Regions from separate parts of the Homo sapiens genome. Here region 1 is linked to region 2. A link is an interaction called in ENCODE POLR2A ChIA-PET data of the cell type or tissue named here. Cell type or tissue: IMR-90. All regions are shown on one strand. Links, peaks and the distances in the headings refer to the core of each region. The heading gives the core; the rest is flanking DNA.

Region 1 (8,332 bases), core at 193-8,192, 62 kb after region 2:
AGGGAGCAGTGGGAAAGGCACGGCCTAAGGTCAGACTGACTTGGCCTGATCCTAACCAGCTGTGGGACCAGGGGCAAGTTATGTAATCTGTTACAAAAGAAAAGAGGAAGAAAGGATGAGAGACAGAGATGAAGAAAGAGAAGAAGAGTGGGCACATGGGCCACAGATGACATCCAGGTGAGTGTAAGAACCCAGCCAGCAAATGAGACGAAGGTGCTCCGTGAGCCAGGCATGAGGAAGGCCTGATGTCCTCGGGCTCCTCACCCCCATTCCATGCACATTTCTTCCCTGCACCTGCTGCCCCGTTTCTCTGAGCCCTGAGCCTTGGAATGGGAGGGAGTGGGGGCGGTGTGTTGAGGAGCCATGTCTCCAAGTCAGGCCAGGTCAGTGGTGCCAAGTCCTCTAACCCACAGGCTGGGATCTGGCCACCTTGCCCCAGCTGGGCCACCTCCCACTCCACACAAAGCCACTGGGAGCAGGAGGCACCCAACACAGGCTCCACCCTGGGCAGCCACCCCAGACATGGTGGAAAGGGAAAATGCTGCCCTCACAAATATGCCTCCAAGACCCCATGGCAGTTGAGGCAGGGGTCAGCTCACAGCAGCCACCAAGGCCTAAACACCCTCGCTCGCACACCTCTGATCATCTCAGCAAATGTGGCTGCTCGCTGGGCAGTGGAGCAAATGGTATAACTTCACAGTTCTCAAAGCGCGTTCACCTGTCTGATCGCCTCTGGATCTCACAGAAGCCCTGAGAGACAGGCTTCATTGCTGATGCCACTTCATGCATGGGGGTGTGGGGGCCCAAGGGTAAGGTCAACTTGGCCAATGTTGAACAGCTAGAGAGACAGCCCTGGGATGAGAGCTCGGGCCTTCTGACCCCAAGGCCATGCTCCCTCTGCCTGCCAGGCAGACACAGACCTCGCCTGGGAAGTGACCTCAGGAAGTAGGAGACAGACTTGTGCCAGGACCGGCCCTGGGCTAGGCACGACTCACCAAGGCAGGAGCACATGGGGCATAGAAGGGCATAGGGGCTGCACCATGCAAGAGGACGTGTTTGGGCTGAACCTGGGGGAGATGAGAGAGTCACTGGCTAAGGCCATAGCACAGGTGGAGTGGGGATGAGAAGGCTGAGCAGAGGTCAAACGGCCCAGGCTGGGCTACCTTCCAGGACTGGGGCAGGGCAGAGTGAAGCCCACCCAAAGAGGGGCATTCTCTGTCCCCTAGGGGCCAGATGGGGATGGGGGAAAGATGAGAAACCTGGTTGAGATTTCTTACCTCTTGAGGGCCTTAAAACCAGGTTCTGGGGAAGGGGTGCTGTCCTGACAAGTTAGGGTTCAGAGAGGAGAGCTCTGAGGCCCTGGATGGTTGGGGAAGACTCCCTGAGAGAGGTGGGCTCAAGCTGGGCTCTGAAAGGGGGATAGGAGAGAAGAGATTCGGGAAAGGCATTGCAGACTCGGGGACAGTGTGAGCAAGGCCTTGAGGCTGAGAAGCCCAAGGGGTGTGTGCATGCACGCACGTTTGCATGTGTGCACATATGTGTCTGCGTGCATGCATGAAATTAAGCAGCTGCAGGGGTGGGTCAGGGAGAAGGAGAGGGGCTCCGGTGGGTGTTGCTTCCCAGGTATCCGGGCTGCTTCTCATCTCCCTCACACCAACCCTCCCATCAGGTACATGAGCCTCACTTTACAAATGAGGGCAGATCTGGCTCAGGAAGCCCCACGGCCTAACAAGTGATACCAACAGTGAGGGCTGCCACTTACTTACTGAGTGCTTGTGGGATGCCAAGCCCTGCATTAGACGCTTTCCACACACACTCTGCAAGGATGGTGAACCCATTTTACAGATGCCTGGGAGAAGGTGGGCAACACGGCGAAGGACACACAGCTGGGAAAGAGCAAAAGTGAACTCTGAGTCCAGCTCAGTGAGACTCCGCTGCCTGGGGCTCTCCTGTTCTTACTGAGGTTGAGGGACCAAGGGATGTCCCAGCCAGAACCTTCCCCGGAGTCTTCACAGCAAAGGGCACTTGAGTTACTCCAAGACAAAGGAAAGCCATGTGAGAGGGGCAGGCCAAGGGCCTGGCACACTGGAGGCCCTTGGCAGGTGAGGAATAAATGAGTGAGTGAGTGAGCCTTTCTGGCATTCAGAGGAGGCCAGTCCCTCTGAGCTTGGAGGAAAGGAGAAATCAGAGAGGGCTTCCCAAAGGAGGTGACACTTGGAGCTATTCAGCTTAAGGATGCACTTGCTGTGCTCCAGCATTCCATTCACTAGGCCTTGCAGGTAGTTCAAGACCAGGACTGGTCCTGGCTCCTAGGCTCTGCCAACATCTCTGTCCCTAAGGCTCAGAAGCAGAGGGCTGGGAAGGTGAGGCCATTGACCCATCGAGATTCCTGGGGACTCCTAATTATCATCTGCAATTCTTCTAAAAGCAGAACTGGCAGCTGAGGATGTGAAACTGGCCCTCCTAGGCTCTTTCCTGCCAGGCAAGAGGCAGCAGGAAGGATATAAAAGTGGCTCCCCATGAGCCCTCACACTCCATGCCCCACCCCTCCAATCCCCCACCCCTGCTCCACCCCCAGCAGCTGCTCCTAGGCAAGCACTTGGAGAGAGATTCCTCTTCCCTGGGCCATAGGGGAACTGACAGCCCACAGGCGGCACTGGGCACCTTCCAGCTGTGCATCGCCCCTCCTCCCACAGCACCCATCCTGGGCACAGCAGAGTCCCCCCAGCACAACCTGGGGGACTCAAAGTCATCTGGGCCTTCCCCTGTCCCCTCCCCAAGACCCCTGAGAAAGCACAGCCTTGTCACCTGGCCTCTCTGCAGCCCCTCCCAGAGGCAGCCCCTCCCTTAGGGAATGAGGGTGGGAAGGGAGGGCTCCAGCCACCTCTGTGGATCCCCACAGTGCTGAAGCAGTCTCTTAGAACCCTGGGACTTCTCAAGCCAGTTTGAAACAGCGGAATTGAGGCATAATAATAACGACAGTAGGCTGGGCATGGTGGCTCACGCCTGTAATCCCAGCACTTTGGGAGGCCGAGGCGGGCAGATCACTTGAGGCCAGGAGTTTGAGACCAGCCTGGCCAACATGGAGAAACCCTGTCTCTACTAAAAATACAAAAATTAGCCTAGTGTGGTGGTTCATGTCTATAGTTCCAGCTACTCAGGAGGCAGGAGAATCGCTTGAACTCGGGAAGCGGAGGCTGCAGTGAGCTGAGATCATGCCACTGCACTGCAGCCTGGGCAACAGAGCAAGTTTCTATCTCAAAATAATAATAATAATAATAATAATGACAGTAATTAACAGTCCTAAGAGTTACTACTTGCAGTGCAAGCAAGGTGCCAGGCACTGTTATAAACACTTCAGATAAAATAACTCGGTTAAGCTCACAACATCCCATGAAGTAGGATGTTTTAATATCTTCATTTTACAGAGGAGGAAACTGAGGCCTAGAAAGACTGAATGAATTTTTCCCAAAGGCACATAGCACTGCTGCTACAAGGCGGCGCCAGGGGTGGAACGCAGGCAGGCTGGCTTCAGGGCTGTGCTCGAAGGCACCTCACTGAAAGGAGAGGGCTTCGGCAGGGCAAGGAGGAGAGCCTCGAGGCCCGGACACTGGGTTTGGGGCACTACCCTAACGTCAGCATCTATGCCAAGCCACCACCTGCCAAACGGCAGGCACGACACCCCCAGCAACACCCATCCCAGCTGACATTCTCTGAGTGCTCACGACATTCCAGGTTCTGTGCCAAGTGCTGGAAGAACCTCAGCTGAGGCCCCTTGGCCAGCCAGCCCAGGCTCCAGGAGAACCCCCTGCAATGCTACCTTCAGCACCCATCCCCTGCTATGCCATCTGCCCTAGGCCCAGTCCTTCCTCAGTGGGAACACAGAATGATGCTGTCTGTCCTCCCTCTTCTCCCTCTCCCTTCCCCCTCCCTCCCTTCCTCCCTCCCTCCCTTCTTTCCTTTCTTCCTTTCTTCCTTCCTTCTGGATGTTTGCTAATGAGTAATGGGTGGCAGTATAACACTTTCTTTGCTAATTCCACTGTCTAACATTCAAAGGGCTTTTTGTCTGTGGTGTTACCTTTCTGCCCCTCCCTGTATGCATTTTTTATATTTATTTATTCATTTATTTTAGAAATGGAGTTTCGCTCTTGTTGCCCAGGCTGGAGTGCAGTGGTGCGATCTCGGCTCACTGCAACCTCCACATCCTGAGTTCAAGCAATTCTCCTGCCTCAGCCTCCCAAGTAACTGGGATTATAGGTGTGCGCCACCACACCTGGCTAATTTTTTTGTATTTTTAGCAGAGATGAGGTTTCATCATGTTGGCCGGGCTGGTCTCAAACTCCTGACCTCAGGCGATCTGCTCACCTCGTCCTCCCAAAGTGCTGGGATTACAGGCATGAGCCACCGCACCCAGCCTTCTATACATTTTTTTATGACAGGCAGTCCTTAGCCCCAGTGTTGTGAGAAAACCTCAGTTTCCCCACCAGTATGTTGATGGGTCTGAACTAATCAATGGTGTTAAACTTTATAAGCCTGAGAGCCTTCCCTTCGCATGCTCCCTAACATGTGAGGTGGATATGTGTGAGGCTACCCTGGTGGGAAGAAGAGGCTAGGTCCCCCAGCTGGCCCACCATACCCCTCATCCTCTATCCCTATGCCACTCAGCTCTGGGGTTCTGAGGAGAAGCTTCTAGTCAGCCCACAATTCTGCCTAGCCTCAGTCCTTTTTGGCCTGTCCCCTCCCTGGGCTCTAGCCACTCTGGTCCCAGAGGACACCCAGACCTGCAGTGAGGTCAGGGTTGGAATGAGGGGTTGGAAACTGTAGGCAAGGGTCAGACATGGGCTGGGGGCCTCGGCCCTGCCTGCTGCCTCCAACAGCCTACTCCCTTCAAGGACCAGCCTGCTCTGGCCTGGGGAGGGGTGCAGGGGCTGGGGTCCGAGGGCTGCAGAGACCTGGGTGAGGAAGAAGGAGGACTGGGCCAGCCCCCTCTTTCCCTTGTCTCCTGCCCTTTCCCCAGCAAGACCCTGAGACTATTTACATCCTGCCTCTAAGATCTCAGCTGTTCTAGGATTCCATTCTCTCTCGGCTCTATTTTTCTTCTTTTGCAATCTCCAAGAAACCCGAGCTGCCAGATGGGTGGGGGCGATGATTGTTTTCTGTCTAACATCTGGATTTCATTAGCAGCCCTGGGCATGCTGACTCAGGAATGGCAGTTCCCCTGGGCTCAGGCCCTCCCAGACCTCTCGCGGCGCCCTGTTCTTAGCTGGACACAAGAGGCACAGGTGACAACACCCCTCAGACCTCCCTCAAAGGAGTAATGAGTACCACTAACAATGTCTCAGAAGTGATGGAAACGGGTTCTAGAGAGCTTCTGCTCCCAGGTCAGTGCCTGAAGGGTGGCTGTCAGGCTGGGCATGGCTGGGCCTGACAGCCGTGAAGGGCAAAGAGACAGCTTAGGAAAAGTTGCCTTTGGGTTAAAAATTCAAGGCTGTATCCTTTGACCTCAACAAGATATCACCCACGTCAACATCAGGATCCTTACTGTGGGCATGTGGACCCTCCCCCTGCCTGAGCTTTAGTGGAGTGGTAGTACGTGAAGTTTTCATGTCCTATCATAGGAGAGACCCACAGTGGCCACCCAATCGAAAGCTGCCCCAGACACCCTTCAGGGCTTCATTATGACTTCTGTGGACCCTAGGCACTTTTGCCTTTGTGGGCCCTTTTTGCATAAAACCTTATTAAAAATTTTATTTTCTGGCTGGGCATGGAGGCTCATGCCTGTAATCCCAGCACTTTGGGAGTCCGAGGCAGGCAGATCTCTTGAGGTCAGGAGTTTGAGACCAGCCTAGCCAACATGGTGAAACTCTGTCTCTACTAAAAATTCAAAAATTAGCCAGGCGTAGTGGCGGGCGCCTGTAATCCCAGCTACTCGGGAGGCTGAGGGAGGAGAATAGCTTGAACCTGGGAGGTAGAGCTTGCAGTGAGCTGAAATGGCGCCACTGGACTCCAGCCTGGGTGACAGAGTGAGACTCCATCTCAAAAAAACAAAAACAAACAAAATATATATACTATATATATATATATATATATATATATATTTTCTGACTGCATTGGTGTAAACACAAATCTCCAGGCTGAGTTCATAATTATATATTCACTATTATACCCATTTTCTCATCTGGTTATAAAATAAATACAAATAGGCAAATAGAAACATATCTGTGGCCGGGTGCAGTTGCTCCCGCCTATAATTCCAGCATTTTGGGAGGCCAAGGCAGGCGGATCACTTGAGGTCAAGAGTTTGAAACCAGCCTGGCCAACATGGTAAAACTCCGTCTCTACTAAAAATACAAAAATCAGTCAGGCGTGGTGGCAGGCACCTGTAATCCCAGCTACTCTGGAGGCTGAGGCAGGAGAATCGCTTGAACCCAAAAAGTGGAGGTTGCAGTGAGCTGAGATCGCGCCACTGCACTCCAGCCTGGGCAACAGAGCGAGACTCCGTCTGAAAAAAAAAAAAAAAAAAGAAAAGAAACATATCTGTGGACCCTAAAAGTATCATGGGCCTAAGCATGCATGCTACTAACTACTAACTCCTGCTACTCCAGGAGAAGGCAGCCCAGTGCACACTATGAAAGCACTCTTCTGTGTTCTTCATCTGATCTGATAGTTCCCTAGTTCCCACTGATTTGTACTTACTGCCTGACTTCACCAACTGCAACACAAGCTCCTAGACAGAGGGAGCCTTTCCTGTTTTGCTCATTGTGGTGTCCTCTAATGCTTGCTATGTGTCTGACACACAGTAGATGTTCAATAAATAACTGCAGAGTGGAAGGCGAGCCTACCTGTTTATGCACGTGTATTTGTATCCCAGTTGGCAGCTGATTTGCCCAGGCAGCCACCGTAAAGATCTGGTAGCCCTCCTTGCTGCCTGCTCCCTCTTCCCTCTCACTGGGCACCACGGCCCATAGATGGTACTTTTCCATTCCAGAATCCATTCCCTCCCCTTCAGCTTCTGCTCACCGCTGTCTTGTGTCCAGTCATCAGTCCCTATCCATGTTCAGGGGCTGGCTTCCTTAGCGTTCTTGCCTCCTTCAGCCCAGCCTCCAACCTGCCACTAGCAGGATCTTTCAAAATGCCAATCTGAGCATGTCACCTAAAACCCTTCTCCCTGGCCTCCAGATAAAGTCCAAGTTTGCACAGCCTGTCACACAAGCCCTTCATCACCTGTTCCAGCCACACCCCCACTCCTCCCCCAGGAGCGCCTGCTGTGGCCCAGGGCTCACAGTGCCCGGAAAGCATATTCCTGTTATTTACACGCTTGCTTGGAAGCCTTCCCCACTCCAAATCCAAGCTCCTCCTCTCTGAGGCCTCCCACGAAGCTCCAGGCTGAGCTGGGCCTGCACAGTAAACCTCACCACAGCCCTGGTCCCCCAGAGTGGCCAATACTCTTTCTATCTGTACCACCGAGGACAGGGGAAGGGCCTTATCCAGCACAGGCCTGGTGCACAAGAAACTCTCAGGAATGGTTGGGTGATGGGAACATGTCTGGAGTCCTGCTCTGTCCTGGACAGACTGTGTGTCCTGGGCACAGATGTGGCACTGCGCCAGGCCCCCACCACAGACCCCTACAGGCAAGTGCAGCTGGCTCACAGCAACACATTGCTGCTCAGGCCTTCAGAGTCCTGACCCATCAGCGTGCAGAGGCCAAAACGAGATACCAGGCGACCCTGCAGGCAGGCCCAGCAGATATCAACCATGCCGCCCTGCAGTCACTGGGTTTTCTGTTGCCACCAGAGCTGGCAATCCCAACCCACTCCTGACCTGCCTGACTAAACTGGGGCAGCAGACACCCTGAGGCTGGGTGGTGAAACTACCAGGCACACCAACTTGGCCAGACCAGGCTTGGGATGGCCTCTGCCCACATTGTCCTTGACCCTCTCTACTTCCAGTCATCTATCTTTTTAAAGAACCCTGACTTTCTGAGAATGATAGTGGAGATCAAAGTCTGGATGCCAAGGGTGATGCAGGATGATATTGAAAAAGCATGCGCTCTGGAATCAGGAGCACCTGAGTTCCAATTCCAGCTTTGATATTCACTAGCTGTGTGGCCTTGGGCAAGTCACTCCACTTCTCTGGGTCTCAGTTTTATCATCTGGCAATTGAAGATCACTATAGTACCTACCGAGACAATTTTTGACAGCATTAAATGAGCTAATACATAGAATATGCTAAACCCAGTGGTAAACTCAGTGCTTAGAAGCTATTGCTATTGTATAGTGTATGATATTATTATTACCTTGGGGCCGGATGGCTGGTGCACTACATGAGGACA
Region 2 (8,332 bases), core at 106-8,105:
GTTCCATTTGGAATTGACTTCTAGGTGTTTCCAAATTCACAGGGAAGGCAGGATTGGAGGTAAGAGCTTCCCTAGGTAGACAGGGCTGTGGTGTGGCCCGGCAGTTGAGTGGTCAGGCAGGCAGTTCTCAGAGGAAATTTGGGCCCTTTTGAGGGCATCTAACAGAATTATTTCTCACTGGGGTTCCCTGAGTGAGGTTATGTGTAGTCTTAGGTTAATGGAGTCACTCTGAGGTCATGGTGACTGGGGTCGGGTCATTTGGAGTCATGGAGAGTTCCCATGAAGTCAGTTTCAGTAGGACAAGTAGTCTTAAAACAATTATCAAGAGCGTTAAGAGTCCTCAAAGCAGACAAGGAGGACACAAGGAGCATGGGCCCCTGAACCCCATTTGCAGTCATAGATGCCCTCCATTTATATTGGGGTTCTGTAAGGGATTTCATTTGAAGAATAGGATCTTGAGCCAAATCATAATTAGTAATTTCTCATCCAGTCCAACACTTTACAGATGGGTAAACTGAGACCCCAAGAGGGATTATGATTGTCCCATGTGACCCTGTGAATCAATTGGCAAAACGGGCTAGAATCCAGGGTTTTTGGCAGTCTGCAGGGATTTCTGTTGGGGGCCTTCGAGAATGCACAGGTGCCTTGGGGGACATATTGCCAAAGGTTCTCAGGCCACACACATTCAGAGCACAACTGATCTCTGAGGTCAAAGCCCACAGCTTCACTCCCTCTGGAGTTTCCTCTTTTGGGGCTTATGTTTAGTCATTGTGTTTCCTTCTTGCTGAGGAGAGTGTGTGTGTGTGCACGCGTGTATGTGTGTGTGTCTATGTGTGTGTATCTCCACCCAGAGAAGTCTAAGGTGAGGTGAGGGTGCACCAAACATGCAGGAATCTCCTAAAAACCGAGTTCCCTGAAAGCAGGGCCGTTCCCTGTGCTGCTCATTCCCTGAGCTCCCTGCACAAAGGCCTGAGCCTAGTCATATTTCTTGCATAAAGCAAGAACATAAGTAATATACAAATAAAATACTGGCTTGTTTCTGGCCAGTGAGCACTCAATACCTCATGCATAAATGAGGCAGTGAGTCTTACACATGCACTCATAGATGTAATCATAAGTGGTGCCATGTACACACGATTTTTAAAAAAAATCTGAAACATCAATTTTATTTTCTGTGATGTGATAGCTTTTCAAAATGATTTCATTGAGGTATATTTACGTACAAGAAAAGTCACTTCAAGTGTACACATCAATGACTTTTGACAAAAGCATATACTAGTAATATCTATCACCAAATTAAGATACAGAATGTTTCCGTCTTTCCAGAAAGTTCTCTCTGTGCCCCTTCCCAGGCAGCCACTGGATCTTATCCCTGTAATTTTGCCTGTTCTAGAACTTTGTAGAAATGGTATTGAGCAGGGTTCACTTTTTCATGTCTGGCTTCTCCAGTGTGGCATGTGTGAGAATGTGTGAGGCTCTAATATGCTTCTGGGTTCTAAAGAATCTTGCTCCATGAAAAGGAATTTCTTAAAGGTTTCGTAGGTCTGGGAAGGCCTAAAGCAATGCTTCTAGGAATCACAGAGTGCCAGTAAATCATGCAGATTTCTGGCCATACCTGAGACGCCTTTTGAATATTTGCATCTAGGAATCTGAATTTTAAAATAATAATTCTGAGAGGTGAAGCCAGCTGGACATCCCTTGGGGAACTTTCCTGTCTTACAAGAGGATTGTAAAATGCACCAATCAGCGCTCTGTAAAATGCACCAATCAGCACTCTGTAAAACGGACCAATCAGCAGGATTCTGAAAGTAGCCATTCGTGGGGAGGACTGAAAAAAGGCACTCTGATAGGACAGAAATGGAACATGGGCGGGGACAAATAAGGGAATAAAAGTTGGCTATCCCAACCAGCAGCCGCAACTGGCTCGGGTCTCTTTCCGTGTTGTGGAAACTTTGTCCTTTCCCTCTTCACAATAAACCTTGCTACCGCTCACTTGTGCCATCTTTAAGAGCTGTAACACTCACCGTGAAGGGCCGTGGCTCCATTCTCGAAGTCAACGAGACCATGAACTCTCCGGCAGGAAGCAATTCCGGAGACAAATCTGATAAAGCTTAAGAATTTGAGTGTAGCCACAGTGGGTAAGAGTGAAAGGGAAGGTCATGGCTCAACACTAGAGTCATCATTTACTTCTGGAAACATTTTTTACTGGACTTTCTGGGACTCTAGTGTGACACCCTCCACTTTTAAAAGAAGCCTCACTTAAGGAGTCTGACCGACAAGTCTCGGATGACTGGGTGGGGCACATCCTATTCCACTCAAGCTCTGTGGAGGCCAGTGGGCAGGGGAGCTCCTCGATAGCGCTGGTCAAAGTGGCCAGCCAGGCATGGTGGCTCATGCCTGTAATCCCAGCACTTTGGGAAGCAGAGGTGAACGGATTGCTTGAGCCCAGGGGTTTCAGACCAGCCTGGTCAACATAGTGAGATCGCATCTCTACAAAAAAAAAAAAAAAAAAAAAAAAAAAAAAAAAAATTAAAACTTAGCTGGGCTTGGTGACATGTGCCTGTGGTCCCAGCTACTCGGGAGGCTGAGGTAAGAGGATCACTTGAGCCCAGGAGCCGGAGGCTGCAGTGAGCCATGATCATGCCACGGGACTGCAGTCTGGGTGACAGAGCAACACGCTGTCTCAAAAAGAGAAAAGAAAAAGTGGCTCCCCCTGTCTTTGCCTATGCAGGAGCCTGTGAAGGAAGAAGCTCCTAGAGGGGTGGAGGCCCCAGCTCTTGTTTTGTCATCTAGGAGGAGGGGCTGCCTTGGGTGGGTCTTGGATGGAGTGCATTTCTCAGTGAGTGGATTGCGGAGGCCAGAAGTCAGCTCTATGTCCAAGATTCTTCAGAATATGGCAGGTAGAGAAAGTCTTGGGTCCATTCTGCCTCCCAGATCACCCAGCCTGTAGAGGCTGTCCAGAATTATGCTGATAACATTATTGCTATTCTATCATATTGTGATCGTTAATTTTATGGGTCAATTTTTTTTTTTTGAGATGGGGTCTCACTCTGTCACCCATGCCGGAGTGCAGTGGCACAATCATAGCTTGCTGTAACCTCAAACTCCTAGGCTCAAGCAATCCTTCCACCTCAGCACCCTGAGTAGCTGGGACTACAGGCACGTGCCACCATGCTTGGCTATTTATTTTTTATTTTTTTAAAAGATGCGGGTCTTGCTGTATTTCCCAGGCCAGTCTCTCCTGGCCCCAAGTGGTCCTCCCACTTCAAATTCCTAAAATGTTGAGATTATAGGTGTCAGGCACCACACCCAGCCTTATGTGTCAACCTAACTGGGTCACAGAGTGCTTACACATTGGGTCAGACACTATTCTGGGTGTGTCTGTGAGGGTGTTTCTGTCTAAGATTAATATTTGCATAGCTAGACCGAGTAAAGCAGGTGGTTCTCCCTCGTGTGGGTGGACTTCGTCCAGTCAACTGAAGACCTGAATAGAACAAAAGGCTAAGAGGGAACGCCTCCTGCCTGACGGTCCTCAGCTGGAACATTGGTATTTTCTGCCTTTGGACTCAAACTGAAATGTTGGCTGTCTCAGGGTCTTGAGCCTGCCAGCCTTCAGACTGGAACCTACATTGGCTCTTCTGGTTCTCAGGCCTTCAGACTCGGACTGGACCTACACCATTGGCTCTCCTGGGTCTCCAGCCCGCCAACTACAGGTGGTGGGTCTTCTCAGCCCCCATGATCACATGAGCCAATTCCTTATGTTTTTGTATCATATATATCTTATGTATATGGTATAAATATATACACACACACACACACACACACATATATATTCTACTGATTCTGTTTCTCTTACACATATTGTCTTTTTTCTATTTATAAAACCAAAATGCACATGTAAAAATTCAAATGTTACATAATTATATAATATAGAGAATTAGCATTGCCTACAATCCTATTACAGTAATAGTTGGTATAGGTTTCTGCATTTGCTTAGCTGCAAAGACCACCACTCCTTTCCTAACAATGAGAAGAAGTTGAATAAACTACAAAATCGTAACTTTTCTTGAGCTCACCAGAAAGGCAACCAAATAACCTGAGTTTCAAAGAGGAACAAAGCGGCCAGTCGCCGTGGCTCACGCCTGTAATCCCAGCACTTTGGGAGGCCAAGGTGGGCGGATCACCTGAGGTCAGGAGTTGGAGACCAGCCTGGCCAACGTGGTGAAACCCTGTCTCTACTAAAAATAAAAAAAAAATAGCCGAGCATGGTGGTGCATGCCTGTAATCTCAGCTACTCTGGAGACTGAGGCAGGAGAATCACTTGAACCGGGAGGCGGAGGTTGCAATGAGCCGAGATTGCACCACTGCACTCTAGCCTGGGCAACAGAGTGAGACTCCATCTCAAAAAAAAAAAAAAAAAAAAGAGGAACAAGGCCCTGCAAGGAGAGACAGGACACACAGTTTCACCTGTGGCAGAGCACTGTAGGAAGATATGACCATGAAACAACTGTGTAAAATAAAATAAAATTAGGTAAGCCTTTTAATGAATTGCTAAAGGCCAAGAGGGGGCTAATGTGTCCATCTGGAGTAGCTGGGGACCCCAGATGCAAAGGGAGTTCAACATCTTTCTCCAGGCTCCCACCAGATGCACAGAAGACCTAAGAGGTAGCCCAACTTGGTGGTTCAGGTCTGCAGGAGGGGACCTTCAGCTGCTGGAGAAAGGCACGGAGCCTCGTCCACTTCCTCAGGTTCTTCTCTCCAATGAAGTAAATTTGAGAATCCACTGGGAGGTTGGGCATTACACCATCCACCCCCAGGAACATGTAAAAGTGCACTGTGGCTGGGGGAAGTAGAACACACATCCTTTTATCCCTGTGGGAGGGGTAAGAAGCCATCCAGGGCCCAGGATCCTTTAGCGATACCAACCAGAAATTGACTACCTCTGGTGGAAGAGGGAGCAAGAAACAGCCAAGACATGCCTAAGACTAAGGCGGGATGAGGACAGCAGAAAAGCCTCCTGCCTTACTATGAGCCTGGTCTACCAGTGGGGGAGGGCGGGGCATGGAGAGAGACACCCTCCGTATTGCAGAAAGCTGAGTGTGGAGTCTAAACAATCCTTTGGCACCCCAGCTCCACTGTAAGCACAAGTCAACAGTAATCCACCACTTAAGGAATTTGAAGCCTATGGAGCTCTGAAAGCAAGAATAGCAACACAAACCCCAAATCCAGCTCAACCCCTGAGGCGACTAACTCAATTTCCCACAATAATGGCCTGAAAGAATCAGTGGCATGCCTGTTTCCAGTGTACATACTGTATTAGTCAGGGTTCTTCAGAGAACTAGAACCAATTGGATGTGTATATATGTATAGGCAGAGGGAGAGAGAGAGATTGAGAGATTTTAATTAATTGGCTCATGCAGTTGTGGGACCTGGGCAATTCCAAATTCTGCAGGACAGGCCAGCAGGCTGGTGACTCAGGGAAGAGTTGATTTTGGAGCTTGGGTTCAAGAAGCAAAATGCCACCTTCTTTGGTGGACCTTAGTCTTTTTCTCTTAAAGTCTTCAACTGATTGGATGAGGCCCACCACATTATGGAGGGCAATATGCTTTACTCAAAGTCACTGATTTAAATTTTAATCTCATCTCAAAAATACCTTCACAGCAACATCTAGACTGGTGTGTGACCAAATATCTGAGTACCCTGGCCTAGCCAAGTTGACACATAAAATTAATAATGACACATACTGTTCACTACTGTCTCTTCTATTGTTGGAATTCTATTGATTTTCAACAAAAAATTAGAAGACACACAAAATGCAAAGAAGAAAAACATTGTCAAGAAATAAAACAACAGAATCAGACTCAGATATAACATTGTCAGATATGAACATTAAAATAACTCTGATTAATATGTTGGAAGATCTAGTGGGAAAGGATGCATTTCAGTAGAGAAAAACTACAAGAAAGAGCCTAATGGAGATGCTAGAAGTGAAAAAATATATTAAAATGAAGAATTCCTTTGATGAGCTTATTAGTAAACTTAGCACAGCTGAGGAATATATCAGTGACCTTAAAGAGGTCAAAAGAAATTAATCCAGATGGAAACACAAAGAGAAATCAGAATGAAAGAGAACAGAGCATCAAAGAACTATGGGATAATATCAAAATGCCTAGCAGAGGTGTCATTTTAGCCCCAGAATGAGAAAAGAAATGAATGCAGAAGAATAAGTATTTAAAGAAATAAGTGGTAACATTTTTCCAGAATTATTGAGACATATCAAACCACAGATACAAGAAATTCTGAGAACCTCAAGCAGGAAAGACCACACACACACACACGCACACACACACACCAGAGTGGCTTAGCATCAAACTATGAAAACCAAAGAAAACAAGAAAATCTCTAAGGCAATCTCCCACAACACACACACACCAAAACCGTGAATTACAGAGGAACAAAGATAAAAATGATAGCAGACTTCTCATTAGAAATTATGCAAGTTAAAAACAATGAATTGACAAGTTAATTTTTATTTTTAATTTTTGTGGGTACTTAGTAGGTGTATACTTATGAGGTACATAAGATGTTTCGATTCAGGCATGCCATGTGAAAGGGAAATGAACACATCATGGATTGAGACTTTAAAGTACTGAGTGGGAGAAAAAATAACCCATCTATTCACAATTCTACGGCCAGGGAAAATACCCTTCAAAAATAAAAGCAGAAAACAAAAGCAAAAATCCTTTCTGACAACAAAGGCAGAACAAATTCACTGTCAGCAGACCCATGATACAAGCAAGGTTAGAAGAAGTTCTTCAGGAAGAAGTATGATACCAAACAGCAGCTTGGATCTACACAAAGAAATGAAGAAATTCTGGAAATGGTAAAAAAATTAAGTATATAAAAGCACTTTCTTTCATTATTTTAAATGTAATTTGACTTAAAAAGATTATCTTTAAAAATAATCCTGCTTTAATGAGGACAAATACCTAATGCAAATGGGGCTTTTAAAACCTAGGTGACGGGTTGATGGGTGCAGCAAACCACCATGGCATATGTATACCTATGTAACAAACCTGCAAGTTCTGCACATGTATCCCAGAACTTAGAGTAAAATTAAAACAAAAAAAATCATACTTTAACCTTTGTTTCAAAGTCTATCACAGAATTTTAGTATGTGTAAAAGTAAAATGCATGCTAAAATTGCACAAGGAATGAGAGGAAGAAATCAGAAGTAAACTGTTGTAAGATTCTTACGCTATAGTTGAAGTTGTATATTATTTGAATGTAGACTGTGATAAATTAATGACATATGTTGTAAACATGAAAACAACCACTCACTTCTTAAAAGAGATCTATTTACATTAGTTTCCCATGGCTGCTGTCACAAATTACCATAAACATACTTGCTTAAGACAATACAAATTGGCTGGGCGTGGTGGCTCATGCCTGTAATCCCAGCACTTTGGGAGGCCGAGGCCGGTGGAACACGAGGTCAGGGGTTCAAGACCTGCCTGGCCAAGATGGTGAAACCCCATCTCTACTAAAAATACAACAATTAGCCGGGAGTAGTGGTGGGCGCTTGTAATCCCAGCTACCTGAGAAGCTGAGGCACAGAATTGCTTGAACCCAGGAGGTGGAGGTTGCAGTGAGCCGAGATTACACCACTGCACTCCAGCCTGGGCGACAGAGTGAGACTCTGTCTCAAAAACAAACAAACAAACAAACAAACAAGAACAACAAAAAACCCACAGATTTAAGTCTGAAATGGGTTTCACTGGGCTAAAGTCAAGATGCTGGTAGGTTGCATTATTTTGGAGGCTCTAGGGGAGAGAACATTCCTTGCCTTTTCTAACTGCTTCTAGAGGTTGCCTGTATTCCTCGGCTTGTGGCTTCTTCCTCCATCTTCAAAGCCAACATAGCATCATCACCTGAATCTCTGCTTCTGTATCATCTTCTTCTCTGACTCTCACTCTCCTACATTCCTCCTGCACTTTTCAGTACCCTTGTGATTACATTGGACCCATTGGGTAATCCAGATAATCTTCCCATATTAAAATTCTTAACTTAATTACCTCTGCAAAGTTCCTTTTGCTATGTAAGTTAACACATTCATAGGTAGAAAGAGAGATGAAAGGAACAAAACACAAATGGATAGTATTTGGATGACAATTTAAAATTCAAACATATTATAATAACATTACATGTAAATAGTCTAAATATTGCAATTAAAGCTTATTCTATTAAGACATATATGGTAAACCCTAGAGAAACTACTAAAAAAAACCCTCAAAAAATATAATGAAAAAAATCACATTTAATTAATGAAAAT

Evidence for each region. Peaks named below come from ENCODE experiments on the same cell type or tissue, not always from the same donor. Only the 100,000 strongest peaks of a DNase experiment are listed, where the experiment ranks them.
Region 1: POLR2A ChIA-PET joins it to region 2 with 12 read pairs; 3 of 35 experiments call an interaction of 5 or more read pairs at or near these places.

The regions. Positions count from the first base shown.
Region 1 is chr10:79,417,513-79,425,844 of GRCh38, forward strand. All of the region lies in intron 2 of ZCCHC24 (zinc finger CCHC-type containing 24), which reads right to left. Among named protein-coding and RNA genes, the nearest start is that of ZCCHC24, 24 kb to the right of the region's middle. RefSeq lists an enhancer at 6,967-7,468. In IMR-90, for the core only: no CTCF peak of the experiment used is centred there; a DNase peak (open chromatin) is centred at 5,139; H3K27ac peaks cover 3,402 bases.
Region 2 is chr10:79,355,583-79,363,914 of GRCh38, forward strand. No RefSeq gene overlaps it. Among named protein-coding and RNA genes, the nearest start is that of PPIF, 12 kb to the left of the region's middle. RefSeq lists a cis regulatory region at 467-967. In IMR-90, for the core only: no CTCF peak of the experiment used is centred there; no DNase peak of the experiment used is centred there.